Linked DNA regions of Homo sapiens: regions 1, 2, 3 and 4 are each linked to region 5. The links are chromatin loops, found by intact Hi-C in ENCODE. Cell type or tissue: PC-9. All regions are shown on one strand. Region 1 overlaps ADAT2 (adenosine deaminase tRNA specific 2). Region 2 overlaps HIVEP2 (HIVEP zinc finger 2). Region 3 overlaps LOC153910 (a long non-coding RNA gene). Region 4 has its middle 170 kb from the start of ADGRG6. Region 5 overlaps HIVEP2 (HIVEP zinc finger 2).

The links. Hi-C counts contacts between places; a loop is a spot of excess contacts. Peaks named below come from ENCODE experiments on the same cell type or tissue, not always from the same donor. Only the 100,000 strongest peaks of a DNase experiment are listed, where the experiment ranks them.
Region 1: a loop joins it to region 5, with 9 times the contacts of the local background. A loop is called at or near these places in 5 of 110 quality-filtered maps.
Region 2: a loop joins it to region 5, with 11 times the contacts of the local background. A loop is called at or near these places in 25 of 110 quality-filtered maps.
Region 3: a loop joins it to region 5, with 10 times the contacts of the local background. A loop is called at or near these places in 5 of 110 quality-filtered maps.
Region 4: it touches region 5 in a loop (13-fold over the local background); 3 of 110 quality-filtered maps call a loop at or near these places.

Annotation. Positions count from the first base shown.
Region 1 is chr6:143,425,455-143,430,454 of GRCh38, forward strand. It overlaps ADAT2 (adenosine deaminase tRNA specific 2), which reads right to left. Exons shown (of 6, transcript NM_182503.3): 5 at 3,158-3,230; 6 at 1-3,052. The coding sequence ends at 3,009. Among named protein-coding and RNA genes, the nearest start is that of ADAT2, 23 kb to the right of the region's middle. RefSeq lists an enhancer at 2,015-2,084. In PC-9, a CTCF peak has its summit at 1,943 (motif pointing left); a DNase peak (open chromatin) is centred at 1,837; H3K27ac peaks cover 291 bases.
Region 2 is chr6:142,754,206-142,759,205 of GRCh38, forward strand. All of the region lies in intron 9 of HIVEP2 (HIVEP zinc finger 2), which reads right to left. Among named protein-coding and RNA genes, the nearest start is that of HIVEP2, 190 kb to the right of the region's middle. In PC-9, no CTCF peak of the experiment used is centred here; a DNase peak (open chromatin) is centred at 2,276; H3K27ac peaks cover 1,253 bases.
Region 3 is chr6:142,563,974-142,568,973 of GRCh38, forward strand. The region is part of intron 1 of LOC153910 (a long non-coding RNA gene); the gene reads right to left. Among named protein-coding and RNA genes, the nearest start is that of ADGRG6, 260 kb to the left of the region's middle. In PC-9, a CTCF peak has its summit at 3,034 (motif pointing right); a DNase peak (open chromatin) is centred at 3,018.
Region 4 is chr6:142,472,718-142,477,717 of GRCh38, forward strand. No RefSeq gene overlaps it. Among named protein-coding and RNA genes, the nearest start is that of ADGRG6, 170 kb to the left of the region's middle. In PC-9, CTCF peaks have their summits at 2,159 (motif pointing right) and 2,358; DNase peaks (open chromatin) are centred at 1,924 and 2,204; H3K4me3 peaks cover 274 bases.
Region 5 is chr6:142,882,813-142,887,812 of GRCh38, forward strand. All of the region lies in intron 1 of HIVEP2 (HIVEP zinc finger 2), which reads right to left. Among named protein-coding and RNA genes, the nearest start is that of HIVEP2, 60 kb to the right of the region's middle. RefSeq lists an enhancer at 2,141-3,340. In PC-9, no CTCF peak of the experiment used is centred here; DNase peaks (open chromatin) are centred at 2,669 and 4,169; H3K4me3 peaks cover 366 bases; H3K27ac peaks cover 2,806 bases.

The sequences.
Region 1 (5,000 bases), 540 kb after region 5:
AGTGAGCTGTGATCATGCCACTGGACGACAGAGTGAGACCTATCTCAAAAAAAAAAAAAAAAAAGAAAAAGCTGGATTCAAGACAAGTAAATGTAATGCTGGACCCTAGACTGGACCTGGGATTATAGGGTAGTGGGAGAACTTCTTTACAGGACATTATTGGGTCAGCTGACAAAACTGTAATACAAATGATAGATTCAAGTATATCAATGTTAAATTTACTTAAGTCAATAACTATACTGAAGCATTTCGGGGTAAAGGGCCATGGTGTGTTGTGTTTGTGTGTGTGTGTGTGTGTGTGTGTGTGTGTGTGTGTGTGTGTGTATTTTATATATATATACTTTTCCCAGTAAAAAGTTTAAAGAAAAATTAAGAGTTCTTGCCTACACTGAAGCTCTTGGCCATCTATTTTCTCTCCATGATACTCCAAATACAACACAGGAAGAGATGGTTGTGCCAAGTAACAAGAAAGCACAAAGATATTTTAACATGATCTTTTATCAGTGATTGAAGCCTACCAAAGCATTACATACCACCCATTCTCCACAGTTTGTTGCAAAGACCAGCAAACACTGGATAACTCTAGCAGCTTCTAAATGTAATCATTTCCCCCTAATTTCTCTCAACAGGGCAGTGATTCTAAAACCTTTTTGTATCTCACCACTTTCAGAACTATTTTGTACACAAAACAAGTCTTTCAGCTGGTGTCTTGGACAGGCACTATCAGTATCAATCAATGGAATTCAAGCTGTTGAACTAGGACATCTTAATATTTTAACCCGTGTCTAAGTAGCTGGGGAATGTGGTACTCAGGAAGCTGAATGACCTCAACATATATCCATAATTCCTCACTGTCACTTGGAAATTGCTAGCAGAATTCCATAGAGCTAATGTCTATGACACCCTCAGTGGTCCTGCCCTCCAATCTGCAGTATGCCATATTAATGATTTTCTCCCAAAGCGATGGAGGGAACTGTGCCCCAGTCCAAACATTTAGGACAGATTTTCGATAGGTTAATTACTGAAGAGGGAACCAAAAAGATGGTAAACCACAATTAAATTGTTCAGCTATGCTTCAGAATCAGGAAACACTACTTATCCATCATTCTCCAAAACAGCAAAGACGGAACATATGTATATTGTTAAGTCTTTTCTATCCTTCCCTGTCTATCACTTTATTATTTCCTTCATTCTTTTAGTAGCGACAGTCTCTGGGCTAGAATGCTCATATACTATTTTCGGCTTTGGCTTTTTGTCCTAGATAGTCTTCTTATTCACTTTTCCCCAAATTTCAATCAGTAATTTCATTTAGCAAATGTTTACCAAGAACCTACTGGACATAAGATGCTCAGCCAGACTTACTGGGTGGTACTCTAGAGAGGCAAAACTCCAGGTTGGTTGTCCTACAAATAATCCCCAAGAAAATGATATGAACACAATAAATGCAATGAAATCTGCTTGCAGGAAAGCATAAGAAGCCAGAAATGAATTACGACCAACTGCAAAAAGGAACAAACTAGTAGAAGCACTAAAATTCAATGAGAAGATAATTTTTAAAGTGGATGAAATTGAAGGTGCATGTAACATTATCACAGATTTAAAATCATGCATATTCTCCATAAAACTTTTCAAATGCAGTTAAACACACACACACACACACACACACACACACACACACACAAAACCAAGCAATTATAAGTCCTCTGAAGCATGTAACTGTGATTAGCTGCTACTCTCAGCAATATAAAAATACTTTCACCACAATTACATTCCAGCCTGTAATGTAATTCAAAACAAACAAGTCAGAGACATCGCTCAAATGACAGAACCAACAAATACAGATGCTTTGCATCAAGGAAATGAATCTACTGAAGAAATGCAACTGAGGAGCAGCAGCCCCTCCAGGGCCTGGAGCTGAGCTTCTGGTGGAACGGCGAGGCCCCCTTCTGGGCAGAGGCACACAGTGCGCCCAGAGGGCTGTGCAAAGCTGCCCTGTAGTCATGGAGGTGAACTGGGGACTTCCTGCTGTGGATACCCTTTCCAGTGTTGTGTTCAAAATTTTACATTTTAGATTTTAAATTTATTATATGGATTATAAAAGAAATAACCATTTGTTTCAGATTAAATTGATCATTCTATTTTTCAGTCAGCATTCTCACCACCAAATGGCACCTATCCCCTTTACCCTGTGTTCCTTTTGCTTTTTGCCATAACTCTTATTGTCCTCCAATAAACTGTGTAATCTATCATATCCATCTCCCCTTGCTAGAATATAAGCTCCATGAGGGTGGGATAATTTGGTTTTTTGCTCAATAACAATTGTCCCATTTATGTCTTTATCTTTTAAGACTATTCATCTTCAAATAAGACATAAATAAGGTTTTATTATAGCAATATGCTATAATTTTTAAGTGACAACTCAAGCACTTGTTTTAAAAGTATGCATTTTTTCTAAATGCTTTATAAAAGCAAAGTCTTTTCTAAGGACCATATAATTATGGTCTCTATATACACAACTTATATACAATTTAGAGAGAAGTCACAGCCCCCAGTGCCCTGGAAGAACATCGTAGCTGCAAAAAATGAAGAATCTGATTCTGAAATGCCAGTCCTGGAGAAGGTGTTCTCAGGGTGGCAAACTGCAGTCCAAACACACTCCAGGTCCCTGGGTCTGGCCACACATTCTCTAAGAAGTCAGCACTTGCCTGGACTGGGCACTTGTGGCTAGAAGGGTATGCACTACTTGCTAATTTCTAAAACCTCAAACCTTAATTTTCCCCCATCTTAAAATGGGAATCAGCTTCTGGAAAAGCTAATAACTGTTTACAATTGTCAGACTTCTAAAAAGTGCTAATTTGTTCCCTTAACAGAGCAAATGATGAGAGACACCATTTTCCTGCAGATTAAAAACAATATATAAACATATGATTCAACGATGTCAACAGCTTTCAGTCTATGAATCTTGTCCAGGTCACTTTGGGTCACTTGGTTCTTTCATCAGAACATGTTCAAGATTTCTGACATTCCTTTTTCCGAACTTTCGATTTTGGTGCTGTGAAAAGAATAGAAAAGAAAAAGAAAATGAAGAGGTAAGCTCATAGCAGATTCTCTTTGTATGGATTTAAGGGAAGGACATTATCCACAACAGAAAACTGACCATTTGGATTTTCTTGTTTGTAGAAGGTCTTTAACATTTCCACTGCTTCCTCAGCCCGATATCCAGGGATACACTGATGGAATGAGAAAGTTGAGAATAAACATAGGCCTATGAAAATGTGTGCTGTATCCCATAAAAACAACATATATATACATGATTATGTAAACAGATTTCAGATGTTAATAAACTTTGGGGATATTAGTAACATGGGTAAGGAGGTACACTTCCAAAAGATGTTTGATATATCATCTTTTTCATTACTCCCAATCAACTGTTATTAGGCATCACTCCCAATCAACTGTTATTCATCCATTAACTATTATAGAAGTTACCAGCTTTGTGATCTTGGGTTAGGCACTTAAACTCTCCATGCCTTATTTATACAATGCTGGCAATAATAGCACTTACTTCAGGGGATTTTGTGAGGATTAAGTGAGATAATACCTGTTAAATACCAGGCACATCATAAGTGCTCATTAAGCATTAGTTATTTTTATCTGCTCCTATTTACTAGTGGTCCATTAAGCATTCCATGCTATAGAGCTAGGGTTGGCAAATTATACTTGGTGGACCAAATCTGTTCCATAGCTGAGAACTGTGAGCTAAGAATGGTTTTTATATCTTAAAAGCTTTGTTAAAGAAAAAAAAAGACTAGGTGACAGAGATGTAAGCGGCTCACAAAGGGTGAAATATTTACTAGTTAACCCTTTGCAGAAAAAGTTTATCAACCCTTGCTACAGAGGATTTTAAAAAATAAAATACAGCTTGTTCTATCTTTAGCATCTAACTGGGGAAAAGAAATCATAACATGTGAAAGAATAAATAAGAAATTGTGCTAACAGTAAGGAGTGTTATATGAAATATTACCTGAAGAACATGAAACTTGAACTTGCCTTAGAGATAGAGAATATTTAAAGAGGCTAAGCAGAGCATTTCAGGGAAAGGGCAAGAAGAAGCCTGGGTTGTGTGTGAGGAAATCAGCTGACAGAGGAGGAGACTATTAAGGAAGCATAAGGAAAGAAAGACAAAAAATTGGGGTAAAAATATGTACGGCTTTGAAAGCTTGTCAGAAGAGTTTGGACTTAAAACCAAGCACCCTTCTGAAGTGCATGAAGTGACACAATGAGCATCTGGAAGGAAGGAGCCAGAAAGCATAGGCACAGAGGACAGGAGGACCAGCTACTGTGAGATGCTGTTCAGAACGAACCTCCCATTCTCCTGTGTCTTCAGTCTGCCCTTGCCTGGGCCTCCGACACCTGCATAAACCTTCGCCATAACAAATAACCTTCCATCCACCCTGTCCCGTCAAAGGCTGACACCCTGCTCCTGCCTTCACTCCTCAGTGGCCTCATCTTCACTGGCTTGAGTTCCCAGCACTTCACTGAGTCTGCCCTCTCAGAAATCCCCAGGTCCCTACTGACCAAAACACTTGCCTCCTTTCAGATTCCTCAACTCTGCAGTCCTGGAGGCAACTGGCCACACCTGCTCTGTCTGACCGCTCTTGCCTCCCTTGGCTTCTCAGCATTTTACCATCCTAACCACTGCCAGCCAGTCCCGTCACAGCTGCCCCCTGCTTCCTGCTGTGTTAAGTGCTGGAGCTCCCCAGAGGTCCCCCTCCACTCCACTCGCACACTCAGAGCCCTCTCCTCTTACGTGGGATGAGAGCAGTGGTTCTCAACCATTGCTGCTCAGGAGAACCAGTTGGAACTCTCTGGAAACACAGCACTGTTGGCCCCCTGCCTTCTGATTCAGATGGTCTGGGGCAGGGACTGAGCAGAGTCAGGCACAGAAGCCTCCAGGTGATTCTAACGGGCAGTCCGGGATGAGAACTGCTGAGTTACAG
Region 2 (5,000 bases), 130 kb before region 5:
AGAGACACATTTCAGCTCTGTTTTTTTCACAAGAGATAATGAAAAGAAATTAATGGATAATTGGCAAAAAAAAAAAGTTTACTGAGCAAAAAACACTAATAAACATTAATAATATTTTTTTTAATTCAAAAGGAAATAAAAAGATTACCATCTGTTGCTATACTGGACAGATTTTTAATATTTTTCTTAAGTGTTGATGAGTATATAATTGGAATGACAAGTCTGAAAATTGGCTTTTTTAAAAAGTTTTCCACAGAACAGATGACAAAACAGTGGTGAGGATCCACAAACTGGTTCCTCCAATGTGTAAGACATTGGTCTAAAGGAATGCATTCCTGCTAAGAGATACTCAATGCAGAAGGCCAGCTTCTCCATCCAATAACAAACCAAGTCCATTTAAGTCTTACATCAATAATAATTTTTTAAAGGAAACTATCCATCATAGAAGTAGTTAACATTATTTCAGACAGTTAACAACTTATATTCGACTCTATACTGTGAACCAAAGATGACTGCATCTTAATTCTTTTGTTCATATTATCATTTCCACCTCAATATCTTCTTGGCAATCAATGAATTAAGGATGCTTAAAATGTTCAGCCAGAATTTCAGATTTCATAGTCCTAGTCCTGAAAATGGAGAATTTATTTTCTATACTGTTTCTGTAGTGAAATACAACTTAGATTGTCAGATTATCAGGTTTTAATATTATCATATTTTAATTAATGTGATTCATTCTTTAATGGATTGTCATCTAAAAAGGACTTCATTTATTTTTCTATTTTTTGAGAACCAAAGATAGATAGATAGATATAAACCCATACAGTATGGTAGTAGTCCAGGATAGAGCCAAAGAAACTGTTCTATTTCAAGAGTTTCAGTTCTAAAACTCAAGGTATGCTCTGCAGCATTAAAGATTCATCCAGTTCTATCTAGATTATGATTTCTGCTACTCTCTAAGATGCTTAGCCCTTACCCTTCTCTGTGATATATCATATGCAAGCTGGAAACATGGATTCTCCTGAAAGTGTGAGTGAAACGGTGCAATCATTAACACTATCGTTACCACGACCTCATAAGCTGGGAAAGGTGGGAATTTTACGGTATGAGAATCATTTAAATTCTGCACATAGACAAAATCCCCCTTGTATTTAATCAGGTTTGGAAAAGGCACGTCTCCTTCATCAAACACCAGTTTGGGAGGAAGACCTGTAATGCCTACAGTAACGATCTTTGAAGATAATCAAGTACGTTTTCTTTTAATCACAGCAATCACAGATTCAAAGTTTAAAATAAAACCGAGCTTGGTTATTTTTCTGTTTTACTTCTGGCTGCTATTCCATGACCTCCATTGCATACAACCAGTCAGAATGTGGATCTGTGGGGAAACCAAGGAAGTGGAACAGAAGTCAGAGAGAGAGAGAGATGTCCTATTACGTAAACTGACTTGAGATCCCCAAATCCAGGCTGACAAATGGAGTCATGAATTGTCCTCTAAAACTACAATAATACTCAGCATGTTCTAAATCCAATAAAATCTTATTAGTGCTACTAATGAAAGTTTCAAATTCAGCCCTTCACTGATTTTAACCACAGAGCTACGTGTACAAGTAGAATTTCTACCATGTGGCCACTTCCACTGCTCCAAGCCCCACCAGGCATTTCTACACATCCTCTCTCCTCTCATTCACCCCTTCTTCATCCTCCAAAGAAACTCCCAATAAGTTTTCTCTACTTTGGTTTTTACTCCATTTGCAATCCTATTGTTTTGTAATTTGGGCCTTATAAATGTGGTGGACAAACTTCCATCTTACTTAAATCTCAGTAAGAAAATTTTGTCGTGGAAAAACAAATAGTGAATTCAAATGTAGATTATGTTAAGTGCATATGTATGTATAGACACATATACACATATGTACAAATGTACATACACAGATATCTATATACACATCTATACGCCATGTACCAGATCTATTACCCTACGCATCTCTTCAACAGTATGGCAGTAGGGACCTCTAGATGCAAATGATGAGAGGGAGGTAGAAGAGCAAGAGCCTCCTTGGGGGCAGCAGGGAGCAGAGAAGGAGAAGTGACCCATTTGTGCTCAGTCACTGGCTGGGGCTGCAGGGAGAGCATGGCTTTGGCTTCAAAACAGTCCTGTCCTGAAGGTGCTGACATGCCAGCAGGAGGCTTGTCTGCCCACTACATTCCTTACAGCTGAATGGCACGTTCTTTCAGGAACAAAAATCTGCATGGGCCACCTCCCTGGCTGCCAGAAACAAATTAAAAAACTGTGGTCAAGAGGTTAAGTGACTCGCCCAAGATCACACAGATAACAAGGGATAGGAATGAATGTTGACTGTTTCCCTAGACACAATCTTCATCTACACTACATACTGAGGGCCTGGACACACCTTTGTTTCTCTTCCTGCTACCTATCTACAAAAGCTTTAAAATGGAAAAGGAAATTTATTTATCAAAAAAAAAAAGATAAGGCCACAGCCATAATATTATTTCATCCTCAACCTCGAACCATGCGTAGTAGACCCTCAAAAATTCAGTAGATACTGAATAAATGGATAAAAGATACCTTATCTATCTATCTATCTATCTATCTATCTATCTATCTATCTATCCGTCCATCCATCTGTCTTAAAATTAAAACTAACAGGGGCACTGGAGCACTTCTACCTCCTTCTCATCATTTGTGTCTAGAGCTCCTTACTGCCACACTGTTGAAGAGATGAGTGGGGTAATAGAACTGGTATATAGATGTATATATAGATGTCTGTGTAGGTACATTTGTACATATGTGTATATGTGTGCATACATATATATGCACATACACTTAACACAATCTGCATTTGAATTCATTCATTTCTTCCCAACCTGTGTTGGCTATGATCACCATTACTCCAAACGCAGGCAGAATATGACTGGGCTGTAAGGTCCCTTCACACCACAGTCAGTGTCCTGTGGTGTGAGAAAGCATAAAGTGGGCAGTGCTTGGGACGAACTGTCCCTACATCAGGGAGGATTCCCAGATCTGTTCCCTCATACCATGTGAACAATGCAGCAGGCTATACATCCTCTAAAGAGAATTAAACTGGGTAACAGGCCAAAAGCATCATAAATGATAAAGTTTAATAACACTATGAAATATAACCATGATCAGCCAGGTGCGATGGCTCACACCTGTAATCCCAGCACTTTGGGAGGCCGAGGCAGGCGGATCATGAGGTCAAGAAATCGAGACCATCCTGGCCAACATGGTGAAACCATGTTTCTACTAAAAATACAAAAATTAGCTGGGTGTGGTGGCACGTGCCTATAGGCCCAGCTGCTTGGGAGGCTGAAGCAGAGAATTGCTTGAACCCAGGAGGTGGAGGTTGCAGTAAGCCAAGGTCGTGCCACTGCACTCCAGCCTGGCGACAGAGCGAGACTCCATCTCAAAATAATAATAATACCCATGATCAGATATTTAAAAAAAAATGAAACAAAACAAAAACACATCAAAAAAACTTGTACAAACTCAGTGACTACTAAAACTCATCTCTCTCTAACTTTCTGGGCATGTATCTAAAAATCAGATGAACTCCCTTAGTCCACTCTTCCAATTCCTTTGCCTAACTTGACTGTGGGTTGCTATAAATTTTTACAACCACAGCATGTTTGCGATAAAGGCTTACTTTTTCTGACTGAAGAATCGCATGTTTGCAGTTGACTGAACATGCACCACTGTTTCACAAATGCCACACTCTCAATCCACCTGGCCAATGCTAGAACACAAGCTGCAGGGATGGCAGGGAGAGGCTCATCTAACACACTCTGCCAGCATCACTGCGTGTATACCAGAGAAAGCATGTGTCATCCCAGACTTGGTATCCCATGATCCAGGAGATTTACAGTTCTCTATTCATGCTGCAATGGCATAAACTGCAGAAGATCCCTCTTTCCTACTTTTGCTAAGGCACCAAAACCTGTGGAAATGTATCTCTTTTTCTTATTAGCTTGCTAATTTGTTAGCTTGGTAAACAACATCCCAATTGCTATATATGTTTCTGCAGGAATTGCTTCATCAAGATGAAGTTGGTACCAGACTTGTGAAAAGATGGTGCTGGGGATGGGGACAGGAATGCAGCAGCTTTCCTAAAGTGAAAAAATGACAGGCTGAGCTCAGGATTCAGGGTGGTGGAAGGTGATGAGAGGGAGAAAATTGGCTGCCAGGGCAGTGATAAAACAGAGCTGGGAGCTGGCAGTGTCTCCTCTGGCTGTGAAGGATGGTGCTGATGCACTTGACACAGAGATCCGGAGCAAGGGAGTACAACAAAGAGTAGAAACCAGGAAATCAAAACACATTCAAGGCAGACAGATTCCAAAGGTATCATGCCTCTGTCTATGCTAAGTGCATGCTTTATTCATTTTTTAAAATCCTACACAAACTGAAAGAGACATCACAGTCTACTGAGCCGTGGAATTAGGCAGGACAGGTGCTTTTATATGAATTTGTATTAAACCTACTGCTTAAATGTAATCCATGGTGGTTACTGTTATCTTCACTTATAATGAAGGCATATCATAGAAATCTCTGCACATTCTCACTTAGCTCTCCTGATTTCCCGTTCTCCTTGGGCCCACGCTTCCACTGAGCAAGTGCACTTGATAGTAGTAATGGCAAGAAAAGCAGACAGGCTCATGTCTTTGATTTATAAACATGCCGAGTGTGTCATTCTCTCCTCTCCCTGGCCCTGACCAGTTTCACATGTCCCCTCATGATGGGCAAGGTAGAGTTTATTAAAAAAAGGAGTTTTTGAGGCCAGGCGCAGTGGCTCATGTCTGTAATCCTAGCACTTTGGGAGGCCGAGGCAGGCAGATCACTTGAGTTCAGGAGTTCGAGACCAGCCTGGCCAACATGGTGAAACCCTGCCTCTACCAATAAATACAAAAATTAGCCAGGTGTGGTGATACACGCCTGTAGTCCCAGCTTCTCGGGAGGCTGA
Region 3 (5,000 bases), 320 kb before region 5:
CATTCAAAAACTGGCCAAGGCTCCCAAGGCTTTCTAGGCTTATGGATATTCCTCAAAATTGACACAACACATGCAAAAATGTGCCTACAATGATCTCCTCTACAGGGAGCTCAAGACTTCATTTCTGTCAGGACATTTGGAGAATGGCGGGCTTGATTAAGAATGTGTACAGGGCCAGGTATGGTGGCTCACACCTGTAATCCCAGCACTTTGAGAAGACTAGGCAGGCAGATGGCTTGAGCCCAGGAGTTCAAGATCAGCCTTGGCAACATGGTGAAACCCCCCCTCTACAAAAGAATACAAAAAAGTAAGCCAGGTGTAGTGGCACATGCCTGTAGTCCCAGTTATTCGGGAGGCTGAGATAAAAGGATTGCTTGAGCCTGGGAGGTCGAGGAATCAGTGAGCCATGATTGGGCCACTGCACTCCAGCCTAGGTGACAGAGCAAGACCCTGCCTGAAAAAATAAAATAAAATAAAAGATAAAATAAAATAAAATAAAATAAAATAAAATAAAGAAGATACACAGAAGGGCACATGATGAGGGGACTTAGGAGTGGGTTCTGCAGTGGAAGTGCCCGTGCAACCTTGGATAAATTACTCAAGTCCTTTAAGCTTGGTTTCCTTATTCACAAAATAAGAATCAGAAAATCTATCCTCTTGGATTTCTATATCCTGGTAATTCTGCTTTTCTGGTGAAATACTGATCGATACAATTCCTTATGGGGAGTTGACTTCCCTCACTGAAGTGGGGGGCAGGGTGTCCATTTCCCATGACCCCTTAATTCTCAAACTCGAAGTGTCCTATTCCTTGAGCCATCCCTGGCCACAGGAGCAGAACCTCATGAAGGTGAGTCAGTCGGTCACCTCCCAGTCCCCAGCAGCAGTGATGGACTGAGGGCTGTGCACATTCGCTAAGTTGATCTAGTCAGGGGAATGTCCAGGTCTCTTACTAGATAACATGAGTAAGAGCACACATGGCTCTAGGAGTTCCCCGCAGCCATCTCACTAGCTTGGGTGAAGTTAGTCTGCAGACTGTTGACAACAAATATTTTTGTGTTGTAAAATACTTGAAGAGATTTATTCTGAGCCAAATATAAGTGACCATGTCCCATGACACAGGCCTCAGGAGGTCCTGAGAACATGTGGCCAAGGTGGTCTGGGTGCAGCTTGGTTTTAGGGAGGCATGAGACATCAATCAAATACATTTAAGAAATACATTGGTTTGGTCCAGAAAGGCCAAAGTGGGGGTGGAGCTTTCCAGCTTGTAAGTCGATTTTAAAAAGTGGGGAGTTTCCAGTTTATAGGTAGATTTAAATTTTTTCTGATTGACAATACGTTTATTTATCTAAAGATCTGGGATCAGTAGAAATGAGTGTCTGGGTTAAGATAAAGGATTGTGGAGACCAGAGTTCTTATCTGCAAAGGAAGCCTTCAGGTAGTAGGCTTCAGAAAGAATAAGTTGTAAAATGACTCTTATCACACTTGAATTCCATGTTGATATTAATGCCAGAGAGGTATAACGAGGCATGACCACCCCTACTTCCCATCATGGCCTGAGCTAGTCTTGCAGGTTAAATTTTAAGAGTGCCTTGGCTGAGGACGAAGTCCATTCAGATGGTTGGGGGAACTTAGAATTTTATTTTTGGTATACAGGACAAAGCAGACAGGAGGAGTAAGGCAGAACCAACAGCGGAGAAACACAGTTGCCGCTTTAATGATGGTGTGGGCCTCTGGAACCTGAATCCCCACTTGGCTTTCACTTTAAATGATCTCTTTCTTTAAGAAAAAAGGAGAAAAAAAAAAAAAAGGCCCAGCGCTGTGGCTCACACCTGTAATCCCAGCATTTTGGGAGGCCAAAGCAGGCTGATCACTTGAGGTCAGGAGTACGAGACAGCATGGCCAACCTGGCGCAACCCCGTCTCTACTAAAAATACAAAAATTAGCTGGGCATGGTGGCAGGCGCCTGTAGTCCCAGCTACTCAGGAGTCTGAGGCAGGAGCATCGCTTGAACCCTGGAGGTGGAGGCTCCAGTGAGCCGAGATCACACCACTGCACTCCAGCCTGGGCGACAGAGCAAGTCCCTGTCAAAAAAAAAAGGAAAAGGAAAAGAAAGTTGAATTTTCTGCAATAGGAAGCATTGCCAATGCGCTCATTCCCAGTGGGACTCAGTCCTCTGGGAGTAAACACATAGCTCAGTACCTGATGCTGTGATGGACCCAGGTCCTCACCAGAGACATCTGGTGTCCTTTTAGATGGGTTGGGAGGGGCCATGAAGGAAGGACAAAGATTCTACCAAAGAGGAAAAGATGTTCTGTCTTTTTTTTGAGAGTCCGGCTATGTCTACCATAACAGACCTGGAGGGCATCTTTCCCAGCTTTGTTGGGAGACCTTATAGGAGATAAAGTCTACGAATATACAAATTATAACAAAGACCTGAGATAAGGAAAAAGACACAATTGCCCATTTACATCCTCTGAGCATCTGCATCTGGTCCTATCTCAGATCCCACCTTTGCATCTTCAAAATTCCTAAGCAAAAGATTCTCATTTTTGCTTTAATTAGCTGGAGTTACGTTTCTATCAATTCCAACTTAAAGAGTTCTGATGAACGTGTATCCTTTTCCAGATGGCTTTGTTTAAATGCAAATATATCCCGTAAGATGACTAACATGAGTCCAGGGGTACAGGGACTTGATGACAGAGGTGGCGCAACTGTGCTCCCTGGGACAGCCTCTAGGCGGCGGCCAAATGCATGTGTCTGCAGGCCCCACCCCCACCCCATGCTAAGCAGCTCTACTTCTCTCTCTTCTGTTGTATGGACTGGGCTTCTGCATGAACAGCTGTTTGAAGAAAGGAGTCCACGGTTAAAAGTATTTGAAAACCACTGGCTTGTCAGATTTAACAGAAGAGAGCAGGGCAGGAAGGCAATGGGATGTAGAGAAGTCTTGTTTTCCAAGGCCTAGAAGAACTCTGCGAGAGAGGTCTGGAAAAGATCATGCAGTGCTAGAAATGAACACGAGAGGGCAGCCTAGAGACACTGGCAGCCTTGGCCCTAGTCCCAAAAAGGGAAATTTTCCTCTTTCCAGATGTGACCAACCCCTGGCTTAGACTGCCTGCCTCAGTCATGTTTTTCTTAATTTCATTATTAAGTATTAGTCCTCACTCCCTATCGTGACTGTCTGAATTCAACTATAGTGAGAACAGATACCAGAACATTTTCTGTTGCCGTTGCTGCTAGTCATTATGCCTCTTGGACATTTTGCATAATAGGTCAACTTTCCATGGATGTGTGTTTTGTTTGTTTGTTTGTTTTGTCCTATTTTTATGAAAATGATCATTGTGGAGAGAGACGGGTTATACCTCTGTACCTGTAAGTTGCTCTTTCCAATTTATCCACCAGACTCCGTGTGCTTGCTAAGCCCATCTCCCGCTAGGACCCGTATTAAACGATTAACCACCCTGGGTTTCCTAATAATGGGGAACACAAATTGATCTCTCAGCTGTTTTAACCTAAGATCCAAATACCCACGCTGACTCCAAGGTTTTTGACTTCCTATAAATCCAGGCAACTTTTTTTCCTGGATGTTCTCCACAGCCTTGGAAACTAGAATTCAGCTGGAATGGTTTCTACATAAGTGAATAAAAGTCTGTGAGGTGAACACTAAACTCCCAGTCACCTGGCTCTCCCTGTGTCACAAGGTCTTCTCGCAGAACAAACATTCCTGATCCAACTATTGACAGGAGTACAAGGCTCTCTTCGTTTCCCTTGGCTCCCCAAATCTCCATTAATCATTTCCTCACTGAGACCATTTGCTGAAATGCTCTGTAGCTTCAAAGTTGAATCTATTCTTGCTTCTTAATAGGCCATCTTATTATCTGGCTTTCTTTTCAAAAGCTCTTTATGTTCCTTCTTCTCAAAATCATTTGCACTTTGCCAAATGATACTATTTTGAATAACAGTAAGAGCATTCTAGAAGTAAATTGTGATCTAAAACTGGCTTCATCAAAATAAAACAGATTAAAAACTGTAAATGGGCCTAATTCAAAGGGACCTGAGCCAAGGAGGAGAGGCAAAAGTCAGCTAAACTTCTAGACTGAATTTAAGGAGGACCACCTGCTTCAGTATCACTTGGATTACTGGTTAAAAATGCAAAGTTCTGCACCCAATATCTAACTTTCTAAATCTCTAGCAGTCATCTAGACATGTGCATTTTAAACACCCTCTTCGGGGCAGTGATGCACATTGAAGTTTGAGAGCCTCTGCCCCATAAATAAAATAAACCTATTTTATTTATATGGCCTTTTTCTCAGCCGGATACATCTCCTCACCTTGGAGGCCAAAAACAAGACTTTGAACACTTGTTAGCCTAATACTGCTCCATGACCACAGACTGTGTCCTAGCTGTTCAGAAATCCTATTCAAAAGCCACAAGGGGGACCAAGCAAGAGGGTATGGATGATACATTAACTCAAATCCATCTCTACTATTGAAACGACCATGCCGGAAATATCCCTTCCTGATCATAAGGCACTGGTATCATGAGAAATATCACATCAGTGGATATGCAGGTCAGCATTGCACTATGTGTATAGGGGAGTCTAGAGAGCACCTCTTTCCATTCTTGTAGATTCCAACCAAATTATTCCTCCCTGTAAATTTCTCTGTTCCCAGCATCATTTCAATCTCTTCCCACATCATTATTTTATCCTTAGATACCTGATTTAGATTCATGTATCTATCACTAAATACAGTAGAGGTGCTCTTGAAGAAGTTTATGAAAAGATGGGTTTTTGTGCTTTGTTTTTTGGGAGGTTTTTACTTTCTTTGTATAAATCAAATCAAATTGTTGAATATGTCTTTGCTCATGATTCTATGAAATTTTGAGTTCATAAAGAAAATAAAATTTATCACCAGCAGATAACCTGCATAGCACACAGGACTTTGTTGAAGGGTATTTATTCAGTACAGCCCAGTGAGAGGACTCTTGGTCAGTGGAACTA
Region 4 (5,000 bases), 410 kb before region 5:
AGCCATAAAAGACCATGAATAGCCAAATCAATCTTGAGAAAGGACAAAACTGGAGGCATCACATTTCCTGATTTCAAAATACAAATCTAGAGTAATCAAAACATTATGGTACTGACATAAAGACGGACATACAGATGAACAAAACAGAATAGAGAACCCAGAAATACACCCACACACCATGGTCAGCTGATCTTCACAAGCATTCCAAGAACATACAACAGGAGAAGGATAGTCTCTTCAACAAATGGAAATTGGAAAACTGGATATCCACATGCAATCAACTGAAATTAAACCCTTATCTTAAACCATACATAAAAATTAACTAAAAATAGATTAAAGGCTTAAAACATAAGACATGAATTTTTAAAACTCCTAGAAGAAAACATAAAGGAAAAGCTTCATGACTTTGTCGTTATATTGACTTAACATATGTAGTCATAACAGTGAAGTTGAATTTTCAGAAACTTCACGCTGAAGCTATCATTGATGTGATTCATTTCAATTTACCCTGGTTTTTTAAGCATCTACTATATGCAATGATCTGGGCACTGCAGGGGATCCACTGCGGAATAGAATCAACCCCACACCTTAATAATGTCATGGTCTAGTGGTGAAAGCAGGTAATGACAATACAAGGTGATTAGAACCATAATATCAAGGAGCTTTGGATATGATATTTGATGGTATTAAGGCATTATTAATTTTGTGATGTGTGATAATAGCATGGTGATTATGTTAAAACAACCCTTATTGATTAAAGACTCAATTCATTTTCTATTGCCACCATAACAAATTACCACAAAACTGACGACTTAGAACAGCACAAATTTATTCTCCTAAAGTTCTGAAAGTCGGAAGTTTGAAAGAAGTCTCATAGGTCTAAAATAAAGACATCCACATGGCTGGTCCTTCTAGAGGCTCCAGGTGTGAATCCATCCTTGGCCACTTCCAGCTCCTGGAAGCTGTGGCCAAGATTCCTTGACTGGTGACCACATCATTCCAGTCTATTTCCATTGCAAGTGTCACATTGCAGGTCTCTGATTTTGGTCTGCCTGCCCCTTCTTCTAAGGATCCTTGCGATTACATGGGTCTCTCCTAAATCACATCTAGGATGATCCCCCATCTTAAAGTCTTTAATCACATCTGCTGATGGGTTATATAAGGTCTCCTCTTCACAGGTACTTTATCTTAGATGGGGGGTGTTGGGAGGACACTTTTTTTTTTTTTTTGAGACGGAGTCTCATTTTGTCGCCAGGCTGGAGTGCAGTGGTGCAATCTCGGCTCACTGCAAACTCTGCCTCCCGGGTTCAAGCGATTCTCCTGTCTCTCAGCCTCCCGAGTAGCTGGGACTACAGGTGTGCGCCACCACGCCCGGCTAATTTTTGTATTTTTAGTAGAGACGGGGTTTCACCACGTTGGCCAGGATGGTCTCGATCTCTTGACCTCGTGATCCTCCCGCCTCGGCCTCCCAAAGTGCTGGGATTACAAGCGTGAGCCACTACGCCCAGCTGGGAGGACACTTTTTGAACAGGAAAGCAGAAATGCTTATCAGATGTAATGGTTTTCGAAGTTATTGCCTTAGAGTTTCTCTAGAACAATCCATATTTTATAGGACACAATTGTAGCCCAGAGGAAAATCTCACTTTGTAGCAACGTATCTTGGCTTCTAAGAAAAAAAAAAAGGCCCACAAGGGTTTATTTTAAAATATGGTGAGGGAAATCTTGCTTTTGAAGAACCAGGCCTATAGCTAGTGGACCTGGCATTTTCCCAGGGTTTCTGGACTCTCACAAGCTCACAGTTCATAAGTTCTCTGAGGAAGGATTTCCACCTCGCCATAGGCCCAGCCGTCTCCCCTTCCCTCTAGCTGAGGACCGGAGTGTCCGCAGGGCGGCGCCCAGCGCCGGGGTTTGGTTCCTTTTACCTCCCGGTGCCTCTGTTCCTTAGCTTCCAGCCTTTCTTCTCCCTGGCTTGCTTGGCTTTCTCAGGTGAGGGTACATATTTCTTTTGTCATTTTGCACAGAAAATGTAAACGTTTCCTACTCTAAAAAGATCACCTTTAAAATTTGCTTATAACAACAATAAGATATTCCCACAATTTTTTTTCTCTAAATGCTATTACTGCAATATAAAAACAAAAAAGGAACAAGTTCCTGAAGGATTTCATTTTCACGGATGCAACTGTAATTATTCATGTGACCAGAAGATGGCAGTACAGCATTAATAACAGTGGCGCATCCCTTAGAACAAAATGGCTTATTCAATTTTTTGGAGCTTGGTAGACCTAGCTACTAAACAAATATTAACGGATCTGCTACTAAGTGCAAGGGTCTTCTGGGTTGCATTAGTTAATAAAAGAGACAAAAGCTGCTCTAATGGAGGGTGCTAAACTAAACTTGCAAGCACAATTAAGAAGAGAGAATTGTCCCAGTCTTGTCTTTTAAAATTTCATCTCACTGCTCCTCATTCATTGAAAGTCACATTTCTGAGAGAAAATATTATAGCAAAAGGAAGGAAGGAAAACAAAATACAACAAAATTCTCTTATAAATGAAGATACTTTAAAAAGGCAAAGTGACTTGCCCAAACACACTGGTAATGATTAGCTCCAAGTCTGTTGACCAATATTTTCTCTATCCGTGGTACCACACTGATTCTCGAAATCACAAATTCAGGGATTAAGAATGCCAGTCCTTGCCCCATCACTGACCCCTTTGTGGGATCTTAAGCAAATTATTTAATTACTTTTATGTAAAAAGTAAGGCATTGGACTAGGTAAGTTCAAGCATTTTTACCAAGGGAATGTTTTTTCCTTTTTTTCTTTTTAAGACTCTTATTCAGAAGTTCAAAACCTAAAATAATAAAGGAAAATGCTAGAGTTGAAAGAGACGTTTTCCTCTTGAGTTTCCTCCTTTCTCCCCTAGAATCTTAGGTTTCCTCAGAGCACAGTTTGTAAACTATCAGACTGGGTGATCTTGTAAACACCTTTCAGCTCTGAATATTCATTATCCCTCAAGTTCATTGAATTAATTGTGAGATAGCAATACCCTCAAAAGTGATTACTGTTTGGTAAAAAACAAAAGCAACAACAACCAAAAAAAAACTAAATCCTGAAGATGATGACAAACTGGAATAGTCAATTGTTAAGAACAAAGAGAAACTGACTTTTAAAGCATTTTCAATATTTTTCAACACGATGCCTCTGAATAATGACATTATCTTCATGCTTTACAGGGCCCTTAAACACACTCAGCCAGGTTTCCGCTGTGAACATCCTCTGGCACATGCTCTCAGAAATGAGAAGGTTGCCTGTGGAGAACGCTGTGGCTCCCCTGCATTTAGGCAACAGACTTTTGGCTGTAGTAAGTGCCAAAAGCCAGAGGTGGTATGGCTTATGCTGCACCATGGTGTATTGGGCCAAAGAGCTCTGGAAAACCGTTCAACCACATGGCCATCAGCAGTGATGGGAAGGGCAACTTAAGGTCAAAGGACTATGGGAGGGTGTCTAAGATGGGCCTTAGAATTAGTCTTCCTGGGTTTGCAACAGAGCTCCAACACTTTTGACAAGTTACTTTGGTTTCTAAATTTTAATTTTGGTTAATAACATTACTTCCTAGGAATGAGAAGACCTCATAGGGCAAATAATAGCAGTGTATGAACACCAAGTAAAAGTTTCTGTTTTCTTTCACAGGATTCCTGCAAATATCTCCAGGCTGGGTTCCTCATCGGTCCTCCACCTTTCAATCCATCCTCCACACAACAGACTGAATGACCTTTAAAAGATATGTCAGATCTCATCGCTGCACTTTTAAACCTTTCAATGACTCTCTCTTGCACTTCCAAGAAAATTCACATTCCTCACACTGACCTACAGCCACTGCATGATCTTCCTTGTCCACTCTCTGACTTTATTTGGCACTCGATGACCATATTCCAGCTGCACTGGCCTTCTGACAGTTCCTGGAATAGCCCAAAACTTTTCCAGTCTTTAGAACTCTTGTGTGTACTTTTTTCCCTTTCCCAGAACACACTGTCATTTCCTAAAGTCTCAGCTAAAATATTTCTCATCAGACAGGTCTTCTCTGACCACCCTGTCTAAAGTATCAACAATAAAGTAAACCTTATTCTTTAGCATAGGGGTTGGAAATGTTTGACCTGTAGGCCAAACTGGCCCACCATGTTGTTTTTATATATAAAGTTTTATTGGAAAACAGCCATGCTTATTCATTTACGTATTAACCATGACTGTTCTGGTGTCACAGTGGCCAAGTTGAATAGTTGCATAGTTGCAAAGCCTTTTATCTGGCCCTTTATAGAAAAAGTTTATCAACCTCTGATCTATCAAGTAAGCATGCACTCCCATTAGCATTTCTTCATTTCTGTTTATTCTCCAGTACCTTCAGGTAGTTGCTTTTTAAATTGTTTAAGTTTTATAGTTGTTTTCTTCAGAGTAAGTCATCCTGTGGAATCTTTTTTCCATTATACCCAGAAGCCAATTCTAGTTATTTTAAAAATTCTGTTCAATAGTTCCAATATCTGAAGCATCTCTAAGTCTTGTTCTATAGTTGATTCATCTATTGAAAGTGGGTCATTTTCTCCTATTTTTAACTTTATATATCTGGTATTTTTTACTGAATGTCTAATATTATGTGTAGAAGAATGATGAAAACTGAGGTAAATAGTATTTACACGTAGTAATAGGTACCAGTTACCATTACTGGTTGTTACTGTGGTAACAATGGTTACCACATTTCTGTCTGCACAAAAGTATGGCGGGCTGTGTCAATGTAGTCAATAGTTATGTGGAGTTTGGTATTTTATGTTGCTTTTGTAACCTGTACAACACAGTCTTCAAAATCCTTGACAGGATATTTCTGTTGCCTTGTGTCTTGTGAGCATCTCGTGCAGGCCTGTGGAAACAAGCCTGCACATAAGTGTGAGCTCACCTTGCATGAGCTTATGGTTATTTTAAGTTGATATGCTAGCTTACACTTGGCTTTTAG
Region 5 (5,000 bases):
CACATTACCTCAATGTTTTAGGTTGGTTTTTGGTGTTAGCTTCACTCTCCTAAACCCTGCAACACAATAGGAAGCTTAGTGAAAGGACCACATATTAACCAGGAAACTCCATCACCTGCACTGACCAAAGCTGATAAACTAACCACCCATACTACATTCAAATAGTCTGATCATCTATAAGTAATAAAAGTGTCTCCATAGAAACCAAGTATACAGGGAAATCTGCTTACAGTACAGGATCTGCTTGAACAAAAAGACTTCACTTCAAGCCAAGATTTTGCTCTAACTTAGGTTTACACATCATCATACACGGATAGCATTCGATATCACACCTTTGGAATTTCACAGTCCTGAAGATTACAAAAAGCTCTGCACATGGAGAGAGAAAGGGGGGAAAAGCTTTGGGAGAAAAGATTTGCATATGTAGTTACAAAAATACCAAAGCAGATTCCATGCTAAGCTCTGCCAAAAAGAGAACAATTACTGTTGCCCATCAGCACGCAGCCTTGAAATTATATTCTCTTCTCCAAGCAGAAGCAGTCATCAGATTATCAAAATGAGGTTATCCTGACTCAATTCAAATAGTTCTTATATGGAATAAGCACAGTGCAATCAACAGACAAGCAGCTATTTCCTTCCCACACAAACTATAATCTTTTGTGAAATATATTTTTAATGAAGAATACATAACCCTCCTACATGTTTACTTCTGCCCTCACACTCCTACACATAAAAGTGCAAATACATTTTAAAGAAAGGGAGAAGAATTTTATAGCTTCTAATAACATCCCTTACAACGTAGGGCAAAGAACAGTAGCATCTGAACTAACCCTCAAATGAAACTTTTTCATATAGTGTGATGCTTATGAAAGTAAAGCTAGTCTCCAGCAGCTCCTCAGGAAAAGTACAATGAAATCGACATAAACAATGGATCTCACCAATATTTTAATAATTTCTTTCTAATTAGATGCATTGTGAAGGCTTAATTCATTCAACTACTAATAACTCAAAACTCACAGAGCTCTGAGCTTTATCTTTTGCAAATTTCAAATTATAAATTTCTTGTCATGAGTCATTCTGCTACTCAAGAAGCAAGTTTTCAAAAGGAAGGTTTTTCTTTTTTGTAGGTAACATTTATAGTGACAGTCATTTTTCTTTCTCCTTTAATCCCTTGAATTTTAAATGTCTAAAATTGAAATAATATGACTTGATGGGTGAAACATTTTTACCATTAGGTTAGCTGATTTGAAATGAGGCTATAAAAATAATTATGAATGTTCATGCCCACTTAACAGAATTGTAAAACAGATAAAAGTTTTAAAATCTCTTTTTCCACTAGGGCTTTTTTATCCTACACACAATATCTGTTTGAGGGTACTGGATCTTGGAATGCATCTCATAATTTGGTTCCTAGGAGGGAAACCATTAAGAAATTAATTACAGTGACAAGCAGCCTTGGTGATCTCTTACATTAAGGGAATATGCCTTTGTTCTGGAAAAAAAAAAGGAATAAAACTTGGTAAGCCAAATCAATAAGTGTCTTTAAAAAAATAGCCTTAGAAGATCAGAAAATCAATTTTGCCTAAATGTGTGAATGATGTAATCCTATTACACTAAAAGGAGTGTTTTAATTTTGCCTAATTGTCATTTAAAAAAAAAAGAACAAAATAATCGCTGAAAAGGTAGACTAAACAAACATCGACAAACCAGTGTCGTTTCATTCACACCTAGAATGATGTCGTTTCATTCACATCAGAAGAGAACCTTGTCTCCTTAACTCAGCAAAAGCTCAAGAATTACTTTTGCAAACAAAGTAGCATAGGGTAAGGATAGAGACAGGAAGAGAAAGAAGAGGAAGAGAAAGAAAAGGAGGAGTTAGGAAGACAGACTAGCAAAAAAGTTTGGGAGATGGACACCGTTATCCAAAAGCAAATGTAGCTGCTGATGCTAGTGACTAAATCTCACTACATCCAGTTCAGGAACCTTATTCACACGTGTGTAAGAAAGAGGTGGGGAAAAAGCAAGACAATGAGAAAACATTTTTGTGCATTCAGTTATAATGCATTTTCACACACATACACAAATGCACTGCTCTGCTCCTCAAAGCATGCTGATAAGAGGTGCACGTTAACTTTCAAAATCACCTCCAGATAGATACCCAAGCATATAGAGATTAAAAACGACACTAAATTCCTACATAGCACTAGGAATGCTGGCACACCTTTAAATTCAAAATCTCTGTTTTTATACAGGATTGTAATAGTCCAGTTGCTCATGGACCAATCTAACTGATTTGGAAAACAAAATCTTAACTAATTGAAGAAAACTCAGTGCCTTCTCCAGTCAACCCCATGGAGTTACTCTGCGCAGCCCATGGCAAGGTTCTGACTGCCAGCTTCTTTAGGTCCAGGAAATGCACCTTTCCCCACACACAGCCATGGAGGAGGGCTAAGAAACAAACTGAGCCAGAATTGCTGCTGTTCACAAAAGGAATTCCCCCTCCCTTCCCCTCCTTCTCCCTCCCCTTTCTTCTCTCGTCCCTCCCCCATCATCGCTGGAGAATAATATCACTCTGCTACCTGCCTTGAGCAACACCGTGAGCCCCTGTCTTCAAGCATTCAGGGAATTTAACAGCCTGGAAATTCCTGTTGTCCATTCGCTGAGGTCACAGATAAAGCTAAACAACAAGCCGTGGTTCCCATCAATCATAAGTCACTCACTGATAGAATGTATGGTAGGAGACCTGATGGAAGCGAGTCACCAGAGAAAATACCCACTGATGACGCATATCCAGGCATAAAAATAGTTACAGGGCCCTCAAAGGGATTATTCAACAGCCTACATTTAGACTTTCTTACAAGAGACCTGAAGTCAACGTGCTGCAGTTAAGTGGCTGGAGAGTTGAAGTTTAAGCTTCCTCAACAGACATAACCACAGAAAGCTGTTTTAAATAAGCTCCCACAATAACAAGCTGTTTAGTAAATTTTAACACAACTTTATAAGCCGTAAACAGTACCACCAACTATCTTATAAAATGCCGCCTAATCTTCTATTTTATTCACTTTCTCCTTCAAATAATGATTTCTCTTCTTTAACTCGTAGTCCCCAAGCAGTAATATTTAATCAGTCCAAAGAAATACAGCCTTACTTGCTTTCCAAATAAACTTTAGGAAAACAACACAAATTGCTTTCTGCATCTATATCTTTATAAAACATGCTTTTAAGTAAAGCTTAATTACAAATTTCACCAAAAATCCTGACATTTTGCCCACTGTATTTGCAGTTATCTTTTTCATGAATTGGTTTGATCCTTTACAGAAATAATTACCACATGTATTACATATACCTACTAAATATGGTATCTTATACAAAGTAGGCATTATTATTGTTTGACAAATGAGTGAGTGAATGGATGAATCAATGAAATGTTATGTGCAAGTATTTTAATTGAGCAAATGACAAGTAAGATGTTAACTAAGACAAATTCTGGTTTTTTTAAATTTTATGAGGAGGGAAATAACTTTTTATATGTATAACCATTTTAATAGTTTTCAAATCATCTGTTCTCTTTTCCTCCCACTCAAACATATGCATAGCTACCCTGCAAGCAGGTCGTTCACAGAACTTTCATATCAGAAAATGCTGGATTTTCGCACATTTTTATATTTAAATATCTAAAAATGTTCCCTTTCCAGTTTGCCTTAAGCAAATGTGCTGACACAATGAACAATGAAGGCAACTGGCTATGACAGAACCCAAAATTCTGCCTCAGAACTTGAACACTTCCGACTTGCAACACCCTATTTGTTAGTCTTATTACAAATCCTTTCCTAATTGTGGACAGGTTTCCATTGTTACCCAGTTAATTATTAGCCATAGAAATTTATCTATGATAGAATTTATCTCAGTGCTTAATGTTATTAACTATCTTGCCCACACAAATGGCAAAAAACCTGTTAACAACACTGTTCTAACTTTTGACAAAACATGTTTAGGGCTTTACTCTGGAGGGCAGCTCTCCAGTGAACAAGTAGTTAACAAAATGACATTTCTCTTCCTGTCCTGGTAGGTTCTACATCACTTTCCTCAAGAATGATAACACTGCTACAAATACAGGTGCAACATATTTTTAGTACTAAGATTTCACAAAGCATTCACGTTTCTCTCCTGTGCATATGTGTCAACAGTATGTGGCCTAGTTTAAAGAACCTAAATGGAAATGTTCACTGGTGCCCTCTAGTTGATCATTGCTAAAGCAATTTTGAGGAAGTACACGTGTACCTCCATCATCCCACTCATAAATATTGTAAAGTTCCCAATCAACATTCAGCCATTAATTCCTGACATAAAATGTGAAATAAAAAATGAAATTTAGAAACTGCTTTATTTCATAAGGTTTCATTATGCATTTTTTTGGAAAATGAACAATAAAGAAAAACTTTGAGAAACAGAAAAAAAAACCTAAAAGATAAGATGAGACATATTCCTATTTGCCAAAGAAGAAAGAATGTATTAATACTTAATATTAACTCAGAAACCAAAAATGTTTCACTAATTTTACAAAAGGATAGTTCAAAATCAGCCAAGGCACCCTGAAATGATCATGTTTCACCCTGCTACATACATTTGACAGCTTTCAGTCATGGTGGTCTATGCTGGTCAAGTCTGAACTGAGGATCCTCAGATAATTTTAAAACAATACCAATATCCAAAGGAGACACTATTCCAAATTGCACTGACATATTAACTATCAATTCAGAGATCACCGATTGAATCCCATAAAAGGTTATTTCCATCAGCACTCTTAGTTTTAGTAATTCCAGGCCTGTTAAATTTACTATCAACAGAACAATTGTTTTTTGTTAAGAGAAAATGAAACTTCCTTACCCTAGATTAGAAACTATGCTATCATTACAGTTATTTAAATCTGTGAGATCATTTCCTGCATTGTCTCCTCCAATGAAGAAGTTAAACAAATCACCGTTTAAAATTTAAAAATG